2 separate regions of the Homo sapiens genome follow, and region 1 is linked to region 2. Evidence: chromatin loops called from intact Hi-C (ENCODE). Cell type or tissue: Calu3. All regions are shown on one strand. Links, peaks and the distances in the headings refer to the core of each region. The heading gives the core; the rest is flanking DNA.

What was found. Hi-C counts contacts between places; a loop is a spot of excess contacts. Peaks named below come from ENCODE experiments on the same cell type or tissue, not always from the same donor. Only the 100,000 strongest peaks of a DNase experiment are listed, where the experiment ranks them.
Region 1: it touches region 2 in a loop (3-fold over the local background); 2 of 110 quality-filtered maps call a loop at or near these places.

Annotation. Positions count from the first base shown.
Region 1 is chr1:230,423,610-230,432,318 of GRCh38, forward strand. PGBD5 (piggyBac transposable element derived 5) reads right to left here and starts at 2,723. Exons shown (of 7, transcript NM_001258311.2): 1 at 1,989-2,723. The coding sequence starts at 2,319. RefSeq lists a silencer at 2,670-2,989 and enhancers at 2,798-3,345, 3,346-3,892. In Calu3, for the core only: no CTCF peak of the experiment used is centred there; DNase peaks (open chromatin) are centred at 982, 1,502, 1,832 and 2,222.
Region 2 is chr1:230,562,573-230,571,620 of GRCh38, forward strand. The region is part of intron 1 of LOC107985357 (a long non-coding RNA gene); the gene reads right to left. Among named protein-coding and RNA genes, the nearest start is that of LINC01737, 28 kb to the right of the region's middle. In Calu3, for the core only: a CTCF peak has its summit at 5,602; DNase peaks (open chromatin) are centred at 5,599 and 6,309.

The sequences.
Region 1 (8,709 bases), core at 1-2,500, 140 kb before region 2:
TGAATTCAAGTTTAACAAGCCATCAACCTCATCCCTCCATTCTCCACCACTCCAAATTTCCCTCAGGGAGAAATTTGCAAAGAGGAAATTCTAAATCAGATGTGGAGTTAAAAGGCAAGCTCCCACACAGGGCAGGAAAACAAAACTGGGTAAAAATACCGGCAATAACCACTAATGTCTTTGGTTAAAGGACCTGATTCTTCGGTCCAGGTGTGAACTCAGTGGGCATCTGCAGGAAGCAGAATTTGAACCTAACGCTAAATGACACACGATCCTGCTCTTCATGACCGTAAGTGCTGCGGTGGCTGGATTAAATGGCTCTGCTGCAGAATTTCTCCCATTTCAAGGTTACTAAGAAATATAAGATGGATTTAAAATTTATTTGTGTGCTCACCCTTCTCACATCAGCACATTCAGGATTCTTTTTCATAACTAGGCTTGACCTAGCACAAGTTCTCTATTTCGCCCTGAGACACGCAGAGACTTGCTGTGCAGTCCCAGGTGGACCTGGATCTCAAATGTTCCAGGATCGAAATTACATCACAGATGCTCACGGCATAAAGTCTGCCAAACCAGGTCTGTGGACTGGTACAATTCTTAAAGAGCCAATAGGAAAACAGCTGTCTAGGGCCAGGAGACCTTAATGACATCCTGGAAAATATAGGACAGTATAAAAGGACTATAGAGAGTCAATGATTTTGAAAATTCCCAAGCTCTTAACTACAGCCCAAATGCACATGCTTTAAAATGTACCCACCCCCAAAGCAGTGCACAGCTAACTGTGACTTTGCAAGCCCAGCTTTAGCTCCGCGCATCCACACCGCAGCCTGCCAGAGGTCTGCAGACCACTCCCTACTCAGAGTCCAGCTAACCCTACCGGCCTCCCAGCAGGCTGCAGCATGATGCCCAGATCCAAGTCCAGGCACCAGCTGGAGGTCCCTTGGGCCTGCCTTCCCATGTGCCGTGTTCCTGACCGGTTGAACAATAATCAGAGAAGGCCACAGGAAAAGCCGCATCATGCCCACCGCGGCCACTCCCTGGCCCTCATCAACACCGGTTGCGCGCACTTCTACGGAAGAACACAGCATGCAGGAGCACGGGCCTGCTACAGAAGGCCGTGGAACAAGAAATACCAGCATGAGAGGGCGGCTGGTCTGCAGCTTTCAAAGAAGGCAGAGGCTGCGGAGCTTCTGCAGAGGAAGTGGTGATATTTCAACAGCCAACTCCCACAAAAACAGACAGTGAAGAGGAGTGGGGCAGCCGCAGCTGCCAGCACCCTAGCCACCTTCTCCAGGTATTCGGGGCTTGTCTGTGGCCACAGTGGTAAGCAGGACACACCTGAAAGTACCTTCTGGCGGAAAAGCAAGCACCTTAACGCTGCCCAATCGGTCCCTTCCTTCACTCCTCCCCATTCTTAACAAGAGATCTGGAATGGCGCGGACAGGGAAAGTTTCTCAGATTAAGGAGAAAACTAAGCCAAGTCAAGACGCCGCGGGTGGCCTCTCTCTCAACTCTCACTGGGCCAACTCCTACCTGCCTCGCCCGCGTCACCTGCTGTAAGGCTTGCTCTTGGGCTGTCAGTGAAAAAACGACTCCCCCTGCCTCCACCAGCCACGCCGGGCTTTCAGAAAAGCCCCCTCAACTAGGAAAGCCTAACTTCAATCCACCCCTAAAAGTCCGACCCACAGGTGTGACAGACTTCCCATGCAGGGGCTGGGGTGCTCCCAGGAAGTGAAGGAAAAGGTCCCCGACGACATTGTCACTGGAAAAGTGCTGGCCACGGCCTCCGCCTTACCCTCTCCACCCACGGGTTCGGAGCCCCCAGGAGCAGTCAGACCGATCACCGCTCCTGCAGCCTCATTTGTTTCCGGAGAGACACCCACAAGCCAGCCCACGGAGAGTCTGGACTCGCCCGCCCCAGCACCCACGCCTCCCCCGCGCCCGGTTCCAGCGCCGCCCCCGACATCCACCCGCGGGCAGCCCCTTACCGCCGGTATCCTCGAAGCGCGGGGGCGGGCGGTCCCGCAGCGCTGCGCTCCAGCCCGCGCCGGCCTCGTCCTCCTCCGGCTCCTGTGCGTCCGGGGCGCGGGGCGGTGGCGGGGCGGCCCCTGGGGGTCCCGGGGGCTCGCGCTCGTCGTCCGAGGAGGCGGCCGAGGAGGAGCGCGAGGCGGCCGAGGTGCTGTAGAAGGGGTTCCCGCCGCTGTCCGGGCCGGACTCGCCGAACACGTCGTCCGAGATGTGCAGGCTCTCGTAGCGCGCGCGGGCAGCCTCGAGCAGCGCCGGCGCCCTCCTCCGCGCGCCCCCGCCGCCCTCGGCCATGGCCCCGGCCGCCGCCCGCGCGCCCGCCCCCACAGTGCCTCCCAGCCGCACACGCCGGGCCCTGGGCCCGCGCCGCGGCCCGCCGCCCCCCACCAGCGCAGCCCGCAGCACAGCGCCCGCCGCCCCGTGCCCGGCCGGCCCGCCGTCTTGGCCGCCTCGGGCCCAGCGCCCGGGGAAGCGCCCTCGGAGCTCGGGCGCCGCAGGCTGCGGGCCGCGGCGGGAGGCGAGCCGCGCGCGGGGCTGGCAGGGGCGACCCAGAGCGGGCGGGACGCAGAGGCTGCGGCCGAGACCAGGCGCCGCCGCCGCCACCGCCGCCACCACCGCCACCACCGCCGCCGCTGCGTCTCCTCGGCGCCCGCCGCCTCCCTGCCCGCCCTCTCCACGGCCTCCGGCGCTCGGCTGCCGACCTTCCCGGGCGCGAGCCGCCAGAGGCGGGCCCTGCCGCCCCTCACCTCCCGCCCGCCGGCCAATGGGGAGCCCGGCCCGGACAGCCGCGGGGGAGCTGGGCGGGCCCGGCGCGGGGAACGCCCCCACCCTCCTCCGCGGGGCGGGGCGGGGCGCGCGGCCGGGGCTGGCGGTTAGGGGGAGGGCCGCCGGCGGCAGTGCCGGTCTCCTCCTACAGGGACGCGCAGCCCGGGACCGCCACGCGCAGCGCGGGAGGGGGAGGGCGGGACCGGGGAACAGGAGGGGAGGGGGACCCGGGTGCTTCCAGCGGTCCGGGCCCGCGGACGGAGTGCGGGCCGATCCCGCTCACTGTCCCCTTCCGCAGTCCGCGTGCAGCTCCAGGGAGCTGTCCGCCCCGGTGGTTCTGAACCAGGCGCCGCCGAAACGCTCCAGGTAGGCGGCGGGCCCGAGGTCACCACACCCGCGGCGGCGGCTGCTGCCGAGGTTTCCTGGGGGTCACTGCCAGCTGCGCCGCATGCTCCCATAAATACAGGGGCTGTCCAGCTTCTGGGAATCTCGCTCTAATTAGGAGCCCGCCTCGCCGGTCCACTGTTGGTCGCTGGTCAGATGCTAACTCCGTCTCGCTTCAGTATCCCTGTAATTTAAGGGTGCCAGCACTGGAGTTAAGTAGCTAGTCATTCCTCATCATCGTTGACGTGTGGCATCTTTTGAACTCAAAATATCCATTACTTCCAAATACTAATTACTCTCACACCTCTATTTTAATATCTCCTTCACACACACACTTGAAACACTCATGTACTGAAATATTGCATGATCACCCAGGCTTCAGTGCTCTCATAAACAATAGCACAGAAAGGTTGCATCCGCCCCTCTTCCTTGGGCAGGAATGTGTGGTGGTCATCCTGTTGATGGCGATACGCGTAACGGAGACTGCCTTGTCTTCTTGCTCCCCTCCTCCTCCTTCGAATAATGCAATAAGTCACACTAATGGTAAATGGGCCATAAAGTCACTTTCACTCTGAAATAAAATAAATCCTCAGAGATGTGAAGGGCTTACAAATCCTACTGAGCATTAACTAAATTGTAGTTACATGAAACAGAAAGGCATGTTGCGATTTCTACGAATGCATAAAGGATGAAGGACCATTTTGCCGCCAAGTGGGGTCACTTCTAGTGTCGAGCAGGAACCTTCACTCATGCCCTCCCCTCCCCAGCCCCTGTGGTTCCTCCTTCCACATCAGGGGCTCTGCACAGGCATAGGTTCATGATCATCACTAACAGACAATATATAAAAAGGAAAAGATTCATGGAACTTTCCTTGCTATGTGGATTGGCTGAAAAATGAGGAAGTGCTTGCAAAGCATTTTTACTCTCTTGGAAGAATTATGCCACGGAAAATATCTGGTTTCCAACATACCTATATACTGTGCTAACCAGCTGAAAGTTGTTGAAGAGAGTACAGGTAATCTGACTTATCAAAAAGGGTGATAGTAAAGCATAGGTTGAAGATGCAAGAAGAAGAGTAAGACTCCATAGCTCAAGTTCAAATTCTGCAATTAGGAATTGTGTGAGGCTCCTGCAAGATTTCATGTTATCTATTTTAAATAGTTGAATGGAAAAAATAATTGAATGGGATTCAGAGAGTTAAAATCTGTAGGAAAGAGTTCCTTCTTTTCTTCTCCAGCTAGCCAATGAAAAAGTCAACAGCTAAGGTACGTGTTTTAAAAACGATGAATTGCTTTGCTACCCATAAGGAACCAAGGAACAAAACAACAGCAGTGGCAAGGATGGACAGAGTCTTCCGGTGTCCCTAATTTGCATTTGTATGGTGCTAATTCCCAGGAAACCTTGGGGCCTTGTGCTTCCTAGGCTCACAAATGCTTGTAGCTCACACCACATGCAACACTGAGGAGAGGATTATATGGACACAAAAGAAACACTGAGAAGTCAAATTGTTACTTCAAAGCTTGTCCAATAAAAATTAGATGAATATTTCAACTTAGAGTGAAGTATTTTATAGCACTTACATTTGTTTAAGCCAGTTTCCAAACAAGAAAAGTAAAAACATTCCAACCTTTGAAAACAGATGACTGCTTCTCACTGTGGTAAGAGAAGGAGTGAGGGGACAAAACAATTGCAAAACAAAAGCTTTCTCCTCTGGCTGGCATCCTCCTATTTGATAATGACGATTATGATTCTACATCATTAACTTTTATTAGTAACATCATTTCTGAGAGTAATTATAGAATATATATCACACTGAGATCTTTTAACTTTGAGTCATTTGAAAACATCTTCCAAATAATTTAATTATAAAATATAATTAAATAATTTTAGATTAATATTGAGCTTTTGGTTTTATGGTTTTCCCAAACAGCTCAAGGTAGTAAAAAGCAATTCATTTGTGTAGTAGATTCCTTAGGTTTTGTTAAACCAATGGTTCATGCTTTTATGTAACTAGGGCTAAGCACCATATTTCATTAAGTCTAAACCTCCTTTCATGGTACAGTGAACCATTGTTTTATGTATCACTAAAAAAGAAAAAAGTGCTGCCATAGGAAACTATGATACAATGGTTCCTTTTCTGTTCTAATTATAATTTAAACTTATTGAAAAAGCTATTTGATCATAATTTTTGGACAGATTTTTATTACGTATCACTCTATTGCATGCATACAGATAAAATATAAATTAATTGATTAAAGTTTTCCGAATTTCACATTCAGAATCTCACTATCCTTGTTTACTTTCTAACTCAGAGCTGTCAATGCCCAGGTTTTCTCCAGAATATGCTCCTCCAAGTCACTCAGAGCATTTGGTATGCTGCATTTCTTACACAAGTGCTCCTAACTCATCCAAGCTACTGGCCTCCCACTCTATGTGTCCCCCAAGCAGGAGCATGCTAGCTGTGGTCAGCCAGCACTGAGGAGGCAGATGACAGAGCTGAGAGAGAAGTGGTAGCAGATGAAATCAAAGAGGAAGTTGGGTGGGTGTTAAATCTTGCAAGACTTCAGATTTTATTTGGAGTGATATGGGGAGGCACTGGAGAGCATAGAGCAGAGAAATAAGATCTTGATGCTGATGTTTTGTTTGTTTTGTTTTGTTTTGTTTTGTTTTACCTAATCCAAGGTTTTCATACAATAACTAGATTCAATTTCCTTCTTCCAGTGGTTCTCAGCAGGCCTGTGGCCTGGCACACCAAGGGGTATATGAGGTCAGGCATGTCCTAGGAATAGCAATGAAGTTGGCATAGACTCAGACTCTGTTAACTGCACAGGGATTTTCACTTGCCCAGCACCAATTATAAGACATTCCTGATGTTAGTGATGTGAAATATGAAAAAAAGGAAGTGGGCATCTTAGAAGCCATCGAATACAGTATATATATTTTTCCTCGGCAGTTTTACAAGTCTTGATTTTGCAAATAGTCAAGCTGTGGCAGGACACAGAAATGAACATGAATGCTAATGTGGCAGAGAGTGCCCTGGCCAGCTCCAGACTGCACAGGCCAGATGAGGCTTGAGAAGTCTGCGTGTTGCTGGTCACTCTGGATGGAGACGGCAGGGATGGTGTCAGTGAAGCTGCTGCTTCTCCCCATGTTGCCTTCATCACCCAAAAGGAGGGGGCTACAGCCAAGGAGAAGCTCCTGGGGCTGCGAGAGGGTAGGGGGAGAAAGAGTGCAGCTGCTGGACAGTGGCCCGCATGTTGGGGAGGAGGTCGGAGGAGAATATGCGTGGCACAGGGTGACATTTGGGGTCATATCTAATGCAGGGACCTAAGGGTCCAACCTCTCTCACAGTGCTTTTATGTGGTAAATTTATCTAGGAGCCAACACAGAGAGGCAGAAAGAAGGAAATAGGACAATCCTCTGGAAAACTCTCGAGAAAATTCCCTTGTGTTCAGATTGAGATGATCTGACTTTTTCATTGATTGATTGATTCATTCATTCACTCACTAATTCAACAAATATGTATTGAGTCCTATTATGTGCCAGGCTCTCTTCTAGGCACTGGAAATAAATCAGAGAAAAAGAACGAAGACCCTGTTTTTATAGCACTTACATTGAAATGGTGGCGGGGGGTGGGGAGAGAAGAGACAAAAAATAAACAACCCAGTAAATATGTATATACCTGTTGTTGATAAGAGATAAAAAGTAGAGGGACAGAGACTGATGGTGGTTGTGATTGTGGTGGAGTGTGTGTGTGTGTGTGTGCACAAGCTTGTATAAATTGGTTGGGAGAAGTTGCTCTGATAAGGTGACATTTGGGCAGAACCTTCAATGGATTAAAGAAGCAAGCCATGTGCATTCAAGGATGAGAAACAAGTGCAAAGCACCCAAAGCAGGAGCACACTAGCTGTGGTCAGTCAGCAATGAGGAGGCAGATGTGGTTGAGACAGAGATGAGAGGAAGTGGTAGCAGATGAAATCGAAGAGTTGGGTGTTAAATCTTGCAATACTTTGTAGTTTATTTTGGGTAAAATTGGGAGCCACTGGAGAGCATAGAGCAGACAAATAAGATCTGGCTTGCATTTTAAGGGCCTCTCTTTAGCTGCTTAGAGGGAAATAGATTGGAGCAGAGGAAAAGTGGAATCAGGAAGACCAGTTCAGATACTATTGCGATAGTCCAGGCCATAAAAGAGGGTATTTGGGACCAGACTGGGAGTGATGGAAGTGATGAGAATTGGTCAGATCAGAATATGTCTTGAAGGTAGAACCCACAACTTTTATGAAAGAATTAAATGTGGACAGTGAGAGAAAGAGATGAGTTGAGAAGGACTCCATGGTTTTGGCTTTGCTCTTGTTGTTTGCATGGGCTACTGCAAGAGCAGCAGGATTGAAAGGGAGGAACAATAGCTTGGTTTTCAGCTGTAGAGTTTAACATATCTGAGTGGGTCTGGAAAGCAGGTAGTTGAAAACAGGAATCTGGAGTTCATCCAGGTCTAGGCTGGAGGTAAGATTGTGAGTGCCATCAGCAGATAGATAGTAGATACATCTTGTTTGCTTTGTTGTTGTTGTTGTTGTTGTTTTGAGACAGTCTCATTCTGTCACCCAGGCTGGAGTGCAGTGGCTTGATCTGGGCTCACTGCAACCTCTGCCTCCCAGGCTCAAGCAACTTTCCTGCCTCAGCCTCCCAAGTAGCTGGGATTACAGGCACCTGCCACCACGCCGGGCTAATTTTTGTATTTTTAGTAAGACGGGGTTTCACCATGTTGGCCAGGCTGATCTCAAACTCCTGACCTCAAATGATCTGCCCATCTCGGCCTCCCAAAGTGCTGGGATTACAAGCCTGAGCCACTGCACCTGGCAGTAGATACATCTTGGATGAAACCACCGTGGATGGAGCATAAATATGGAGGAAATGGGTGTGAGGGGGATTCCCAGAGCACATGATTTCTAAACATGAGGCAGATGAATCACTCAAGGAGACTGAGAAGGCTGGAGAATTGAGACAAAGTAAAGTCCTGGTGGCTAAGAAAGTATTTCAAGGAGGAATACTTTCAAATAACTGTCAAATGCTGCTAAGAGATATAAGAAGAGGACTGAGAATTAACTTCTGGGTTTGTCAGTGAGCAGACAAAACTATGATTGGAGTGGATCTGAGAATGGGAGAAGAAATGGGGGTATTGAGTCAATATAAAGTTTGAGGAGTTTTGCTGAAAAGGGAGGAAGAAAGGGGAGGTGCCAAACAGGACTAAGGAGTTGAGGGAGGGATTTAAAAAAAAATCAGATGTTTGAATGATTGTGGGAATGTTTCAATAGAAAGGATATGGGAGAGATGCTGGAGAGAAAGGGAACAGTTGCCAAAGCAAAATCCTTGATTGCTTGAATGGTGGCGAGTTGGAATGCACAAGTAGAAGGTTTGTCTTATTGCAGAAGGCAGTGAAGTAAAGACTTCGTGCAGGCACATTCCTAGATTTAGTGGAAGTCTGCTGTGGTGTTCTTTCCTTACTGATTTGATGTTCTCAGTGAAGTGGGAAGTCAG
Region 2 (9,048 bases), core at 4,302-6,801:
TGGTCTCTCCGGGACTTCACCCCTGTGCCTTTTCCCTTTGCTGATTTTAATATGTATTCTTCCACTGTAATAAACTGTAACCATGAGTATAACCTGAGTTTTGGGAGTCCTTCCAGTGAATCATTGGGAAACTTTCTGTCTGAGGGTGGTCTTTCTATATAACTTGATGATGGTCCTGGGGCCTTCTGGCCACAATGCTGTTCTAGCCCCAACCCAGACTGTCTCCTCCAGAAAGCCCTCAGCTATGAATGCATTGCCCTAAGCACCAGCTGATGGTTAAAGCCCAGACTGTGATTTTACTTCTTGGCTCCCATCTTTCCCTAAAGCTGGACCCTCTCTTCCATGTTCCCAGGGGTCACCTGGCCAGTCATATATATCCTGATCCCCCACCCCTGATCCAGCTCTCACCTTGCCTACTGCCTCAACTCCAGGTCACTGACATGGTTAAGACCAGTCTAGCATCCTGCCTCTGAAACATATTGTCCCAGGGAAGGAACAGACCAAACCCCAAAAAAGGTATTTTCCAGCTCAGTGTTATCCCTACCTTGGCCTCTACCTGCCAAAAGGCAAGGTACATTGTCCTCTGTTCCCAGAGGAAACACAGGGAGTTGCTGGATCATTCTAGGAAGCAGACGAATGTCTTATCTGCTCTCACACCATGCTGAACACTTCCTCAGCTACATCCAGCTGCCTCTGTCTCTTCCCAAACTCCTCGCTCAAATCTCACTCATCTTTCAGGTCTCAGTTCATGTGTTATTTCTTTGGGGACACCTTTCCTATGTCATAGTCTAGGCTGGGGCCTTTGGACTATGCTTTATAAAAACGTGGTCTTTTTTCCAAGCAGTTGAGCTGCGTTTGTGATTATTTGGATCAATGTCTGTCCCCCTGGAGCCTGCAGGTTCAATGTACGCTACATCTGTTTTTGCTCACCATTGTATCCCACACCTAGCACAGTGCCTGGTTGGGTGCTCAAAGATATTTCTTAAATTAAGTATGAAATGTACAAAACACATCAGAATCATTTTGTATTTTGTAAAATCATTACAATGTCCCCTTCCATACATGTATGCTCAATCTTTGCCATCTTTTGCCCTTGTAATTTGGTCATCTGTTCACAACCTTAAAAAGAATTAGAGAAGCGATTAGTTGCCAAGGTAACCCTCATAATTGGGAAAAAGGCAGCTCAGAGGGACACAGATGTGAAGGCCTGGGTGGATCAGTCATGCTCCTTCTGTCTTCCTCTTCCTGACAGTGAAAGGGAACAAAGAACTAACGGCACAAAGCAGCATGAACAACCGCGACGGAGAACAAGCTTCTCTTTGCAAAAATGGATGGAGAAAATTCTGACGTGCTAAAACACAGATGAGGCTTGAAGACATTACGCTAAGTGAAATATACCAGACACAAAAGGACAAACATAATTCCACTTATTTGAGGGACCTAGAGAAGTCAAATGCATAGAGATGAAAAATAGAATGGTTGTTGCTAAGGGCTGAGTGAGGGAGAAATGGAGAGTGAGTGTTTAATGGGTACAATTCCAGTTTGGGAAGATGAAAAAGATCAGGAGATGAATGGTGGTGAGGGTCACACAACAATGCGAATGCCACAGAACTTAATGCCGCTGAACTACATATATACTTAAAAATGGTTAAAATGGAAATTTTTATGTTATGTTGATATGGTTTGGCTGTGCCCCCACCCAAATCTCATCTTGAATTGTAGTTCCCATAATCCCCACGTGTTGTGGGAGGTGATTAGATCATGGGGGCCGTTCCCCCATGCTGTTCTTAGGATAGTTAGTGAGTTCTCTTGGGGTCTGTGGTTGTACAAGGGGCTTTTTCCCCCTTCACTCTGCATTTCTCTCCCCTGCTGCCCTATGAGTAGGTGTCTTCTGCTATGATTGTAAGTTTCCTGAGGCCACCCCAGCTGTGCAGAACTGTGAGTCAATTAAACCTCTTTCCTTTATAAATTACCCAGTCTCCGGTATTTCTTCAGAGCAGTGTGAGAGCAGACTAATACATATGTATATTTACCACATAAAACAAAATTTTAAAAAGCAAATGGAGAGATCATTCTAGTTAATCAGGAATTCAAGGGAAGCAAATTGATGTTTTCCCTTTTAAACACTATAATTGAAGAATGTGAAACTTTATAAAGGCACCATATGGCATATGGGAAATGGGGTACATGGAAAACGGGGCACCAGAGCCACAGTTAGGGAGTCTCCTTGTGACAAGGGGGAGGACACCTTGGCCAGATTCTGCTGCAGCTGGAGACCGAATATGTTTCTATTTATTTAATCTTGTCTCATGAGAGTGTGAAGAAAAATTCTCTTCTTCTTTGGGAGTTTACATGTCAGTTTTATGTATGCCTACAGGTCTTATAGTGGAAAAGCATCATCAACAATTTGAAAAGTGGCTTTCCAGATGGCGAGAGTAGGGGGCTGAATCTCTGCTAGGCTGTTGAGTACCTGCCATGCACCAGCAGGCACCTGGCTCTCCGTTAATCCTCACTCTAGAAGTGCCCCCACAGCATGTCTCAGGAAGAAACCGAGATTAGGAGAGACAAAAAAAACCATCTGGAGGTTATATGACTTCTAAGAGGCAGAGAAGAAAGAGAAATGTGTCCCGTGTCATGGAGGGTGGCTCCATCAGAAACAGAGGTGGTGTACCCTAGCATATCTTTCCTCTTGGGCAGCAGAAGCCTGGCATTACAGCTGTTCCAGACTTAATGTGAGTTACCACCATGTCAACTCCAATTCCTCCCACTGGAATGGAGACCAGCCACAGGCACTCCCTCTGTATAGGATGCTGGGCATTCCCTTGGTTGGTAATGTGGGATCTGTGTGACTTTGAAGATTTCCTGTGAGAGGGACTCAAATGCCAAGATGTCAAGCAGCATATCCCCAGAAAGCAGGAACTCACTGGGAGAAGCTGGGAGGAAATCTCCCAAAACCAACAGTTTTATGTGAAATGAAAGGTCTCAGTCTCAGATCAACTCCTCCCACCCTGCTCCACTCTCACTGTGCTCTGTCAAGCAATGCAGGTTGTTACAGTGTTTGAAGTGAGCTGATACTTGCAGAGGAAAATAAGACATGGAAAATGGGAGAAGAAGATTTTCTCTTTCACACACAACCTACTTTAGACTGCCTCTTGTGTCATCCAAACCCTCTGTCTGATGACACCCATCCCAACAAGTGACACCCTATAATCTCTCATACTTAGAGCCAGGCTGGCCATTGCTTCTGTAAGTTGCTCCAATACCTCAAAGGGCCACAACTTCTGATTAGAGGGCTCCATGTATCAAAGCTCTGAACGATGTATGTTTTCCACGATTGCTGTCCAGAAATGCCTAAGCTAATGATATTTTCTCCCAAGCAGGAGAAATGTGCTATTAACCAACTTGACCAGACCCAGGGAAAGAGGTTGTCAAAAGATGTCAGGCAGACAACCCTATGCAGAAGAATGAAACTAGACCCCCTATCTCTTACCATACACAAAAATCAAATCAAAATGTCATAAAGACTTTAATCTAAGACCATAAAGTAGGAAATTACTAAAAGAAAACATTGGAGAAACGTTCCAGGCATTGGTATGGGTAAAGGTTTTTTTGTGTAAAACCTCAAAGGCACAGACAAGTAAAACAAAAATAGACAAATGGGATTACATCAAGCTAAAAAGCTTCTGCACAGCAAAAGAAACAATCAACAAAGTGAAGTGACAACCCACAGAATGGGAGAAAATATTTGCAAACTATTCATATGACAGGAATTAAAAACCAGAATATATAAGGAGCTAGAACAACTTAATAGCTATATATATATATATCTATAGATATCTAGATATCTATATCTATATATATATCTAGATATCTATATCTATATATATATCTAGATATCTATATCTATATATATATCTAGATATCTATATCTATATATGATTTTAAAATGGGCTAAAGATCTGAATGGACATTTCCCAAAAGAAGACCTACAAATGGCCAACAGGTATATGAAAAATGCCTACCAGCACTGATCATCAGAGAAATGTAAATTAAAACCTCAATGAGATATCCTCTTACTCCAGTTAAAATGGCCTTTATCCAAGAGACAGGCAATAACATGCTGGTGAGGATGCAGAGAAAGGGGAACCCTCACACACTGTTGGTGGGAATGTAAATTAGTACAGCCACTATGGAGAATGGTAAGGAAGTTCTGCACAAACTAAAAATAGAACTACCATTTTGTTCCCAGACCAAACAGAGGATCAGGCTGCTATTTCTCATGGCCCAGTAACGAGATGTAGATGAACTGGGGAGGAAGAGAGTTTTTATTTCTGTAACTGGTTACAGGGAGAAGGCCTGGAAATTGTCGCCAGACCAACTCAAAATTACAAAGGTTTCCAGAGCTAATATACCTTCTAAGCTGTATGTCTACGTGTAAGTGTGCATTCATCTCAAGACATAAGTGATTAACTTCTTTTAATCTGTAACTAAGGTCTGAGTCTTGAAGACCTTCCTCTGGAGCCTCAGTAAACTTCCTTAATCTAAATGGGTCCAGGTGCTGGGGTGATTACTCTTCCCTTGTCTCCTGCTAAATCATGGAGGTTTGGGGAGTTTCTTCAGACCCCCAATAAACTTGTTTGTGGAGGGCTGGGGAGTTTCTTCAGACCCCTAATAAAACTTGTTTAATCATGCTTTAAGGTTCAGGAAAGGCCTGGGCAAAACTCTTGGTGGGCTTTTGCAACATTCCAGCCTTTGTATAAGGGCACTGGCTTTTTTTTAGCTTTTAATATTTAACTTAACCACTCAGTCAGTACTGAAACAGTTGTTATGGAGGCCTGTGTTAGCAAGACCTGGCCTGCCACAATATGATCCAGCAATTCCTCTACTGGATACACAGTCAAAAGAAAGGAAATCAGTATAGCAAAGAGATAGCTGCATTCTTATGTTTACTGCAGCACTGTTCACAATAGCCATAATATGAAATCAACCTAAGTGCCTGTCAAGGGACAAACTGGATAAAGAATATGTGGTACATATACTCGATGGAATACTCCTCAGCCATAAAGTAATGAAATCCTGGCATTTGTAGCAACATAGATGGAACTGGAGGCCATCACATTAAATGAAATAAGCCAAGCACAGAAAGACAAATACTGCATGTTCTCACTTGCATGTGGGAGCTAAAAACGTGGATCTCCTAAAGATAGAAAGTACTTTGGTGGTTACCAGAGGCCTGGAAGGGGAGAGAGGGTGATGAAGAGAAGTTGATTAATAGATATAAAAATGCAGCTAAATAGCAGGAATAAGATCTAGTGTTTGACAGCAGGGTGACTATAGTTAACATTAATCTATTGTACATTTCAAAATACCTAGAAGAGAATAATTCAAGCGTTCCTAGCATAAAGAAAAGAAACATTTGAGGCAATGAATATCTCAATTACCCCAATTTAATCTTTACACATTATATGAATGTATCGAATTATCATATGTACCCTGAAAAGATGTGCATCTATTATGTATCAATTTTTTACAGTCAGGCAACTTTCTGTAATGCAGAGCCGGACCTGGCCACCAGAGGCTGAAGAGGTGTGGTGGTGGCAGCTGCTGCAGCTCCTGCTGCCTGTGGCAGGAGCAAGCACAGGAAGAAGCTGGGAGAAGGGCCAGAGACCCACAGAGACACGCGGCTGTGCTGCGTCAGCCTGTGTGGGCGCTCCAGTGGAGTGAGTCGCCAGTGAAGGACTGAGATGAATCAGTAGCTGGGGTGCAAGTCTAGGGGCCAAGGAGCCTGAGTGTGGAGGCCCGAGGGTCTGCAGGACCTGGTAGCATGGCTGTGGTGAGATGGGGTGAAGTGGGCTCATGCACAACTGGAGAGGTCTTGTGTTCTAATAAAATCACAAAAGTAATCGATGTTCAGTGTCAAAAATTCAAACAAAACAGAGGCATGAGAGTGAAACTAAAGGTTTCTGCCCTTCTCTGAAAGCAATTTCTCTTCTTCTCCCAGTGAGAAACTGTGAGCAATCTGCTGTCTACCGTTTTATTCTAGGAAATCTGTAGACTTTATTCCCCCTAGTCAGATGTCACACGAAATGTTATATTCCCTTTTTTCCTGTGTCTTTTTTTTGGCAGTGATAAAAATACATAACTTAAAACGTACCGTTTTCACCTTAAGCACACAGTTCAGTGGTGTTAAGTGTAGATGCTCCTTGACTCACTATGGAGCTATGTCCTGATAAACCCGTGGTAAGTTGAAAATATTGTAAGGTAAAAATGCAGTTGACACACCTAGGCCAGGCATGTTGACTCACATCTGTAATCCCAGCACTTTGGGAGGCCAAGGAGGGAGGATCTCTTGAGCCCAGGAGTTCCAGACCAGCCTGGGCAACATAGCAAGACCCATATCGCTACAAAAAAATTAAAAATTAGCCAGGCATGGTGGCATGCTCCTGTAATCCTAGCTACTTGGAAGGCTAAGGCAGGAGGATCACTTGAGCCCAGAAGTTTGAGGCTGCAGTGAACTAGTATTGCACCACTGCACTCCAGCCTGGGCAACAGAGAAACCTTGTCTCTCTCATATATATATATATGTGTGTGTGTGTGTGTATACATATATATGTTAGATGTGTATCTATCTATATATGTAGATAACACACACACACACACCCCTAACATACTGAACGTCATAGCTTAGCCTCGCCTACCTTAAACGTGTTCAGAACACTTACATTAGCCTATAGTTGGGCAAAATCATATCCCAAAAATGCTGGCAACCCAGTGCGCCGCAGAGTGTCGGTTGTTTACCCTCGTGATTGTGCCCCTGACTGGAGCTGTGGCTTGCTGTTGCTGTCCAGCATCATGAGAGAGTACACCGCTGCACACACTAGCCCAGGATAAGATCAAAATTCAAAATTTGAAGTACGATTTCTACTGAATATCACTTTTGCACCATCACAAAGTTGAAAAATCATAAGTCAGACCATTGTAAATTGGAGACTGTACATTCACAGTGTCTTGCAATCATCACCACCATACATCTCCATAACTTCTTCATCTTCCTGAAGCGAAACTTTGTTAAACAATTGTTAAATAATAACTGTCCATTGCCAGTTCCTGGAAAGAAACCACCAATACACTTTCTGTCTCTATGAATTTGACTACTCCTAAATCTCATATAAGTAGAATCATACAATATTTGTCCTTTTGTGACTCGTTGATTTCACTCAACTTACGTCCTCAAGGTTCATCCATGTTGTAGCATGCTTCAGAATTTCCTTCCTTTTAAAGACAGAGTAACATTCCATTGTATGGTTTATTTTGGACACACGGGTTGCTTCTACCTTTAGGCTTTTGTGAATGATGCTGCTCTGTGAACATGAGTGTACAAATATCTGTCCAAGTCCCTGCTTTCAGTTCTTTTGGGTGTAGCCTCAGTGGAACTGCTGGATCATATGGCAATTCTGTTTAATTTTTTGAGCAACTGCCATCCTGTTTTTCACAGTGGCTGCACAATTTTACATTCCCATAAAAAATGCACAAGAGTTCCAATTTCTCTCCATATCCTCACCAATATTCATACCTTTATAATAACCATTCTAATGATTGTGATGTTGTGTCTCATTGTGGGTTTCATTTGCATTTCTCCAGTGATTAGTGAAGCCAGGCATCTTTTCATGTGCCTTTTGGCTGTTTTCATATCTTCTGTGGAGATGTTATGTCTATTCAAGTCCTTTGCCCATTTCTTAATTGGGTTAGTTTTTTTGTTGTTGAGTTGTAGGAGTTCTTTATACATCCTAGATATCAATCCCTTATTAGATATATGATTTACAAATATGTTTTCCCAATCCATGGGTTGCCTTTTCACTGTTGCTATTATCTTGTGAAATTGTCTGCCACAAAAGTCTTAAGTTTTGATGAAGTCCAATTTATCTACATTTTCTTTTGTTACCTCTGCTATTGGGGCCATACTTAAGAAAACATTGCCAAATCCAGTGTCATGAAGGTTTTCCCATATGTTCTCTTCTAAGAGTTTTATAGTTTTTTGTCTTACGTTTCAATCTTTGATCCATCAAGTTTATTTTTATATATGGTATAAGGTAAGGATCCAACTTCTTTCTCTTGCATGCAGATATTCAGTTTTCCTAGCACCACTGTTGAAAAGACTATCCTTTCCCCCATTGCATGGTCTTAGCCCCTGTTACTTGTACAAAAAATCTAATTAAATCTGAATCCAAGCCCCCATTCCCATCACTGGGGCTTCCCCCATCCCAGAATGGCACAAAGATCCCTGGATATATACCAGCCAAGGAGGTCTTCATCTGCTGTGTGAGCCCACAAGGTCCCTTCAGGTCAGGTGGCTTTGCTGAAGCTGTGCCAAGTTTGAGGCAGGGCATTGGCAGCCTTGACAAGCATAGGTACCTTGTTCTCTTGGGGCACATCGGGTTTCACCCTCATCGAAGTTTGCTACTTCCTTGAGCAATATGAATTTTCCCTCTTATCTTGTCTAAGCCCCTGCCTCCTGCTCCATTTTAGTCATAGGGAAATCTCTTGCTTTCCCTTGCTACTTGTTACCATAAGGCATTCTCTCTCTTCTCTGACTCTCAAAGGCACGCCCTAGTGTAATCTCTTCAGTGATCTGGAATTTTACACAATACAGGAAGACCTATTGACTTCTAACAGCTTCTGTTTTCTGCCCTGTAAAACTCATGAAGCAAGAAATTACTAAAGACCTTGAGGTAGGGGGTAAACAGAGAACAACGCACAAAATAGTATAAAACACACACACAAATAAAACAGGATTACAAAGTTGATCCTACCATACATAATATTCTCCAGCTTGCTTTTTAAACTAAAGAATATATCAGACAAAGCTTTTCTTCTCAATTAAAATTACACCAATTCTATCTTTTAAAAAAAGAATATAACAGACATATTTCTTTGCAGATGTAGATCCTGAGATCTACAACTTTTTCAAACAACTAGGCAGTATTGTATTCCATAATTTATTTAGCTATCTCTCTCTTAATGGAGATGTTTTTTTCCGTGAAAAAAGAT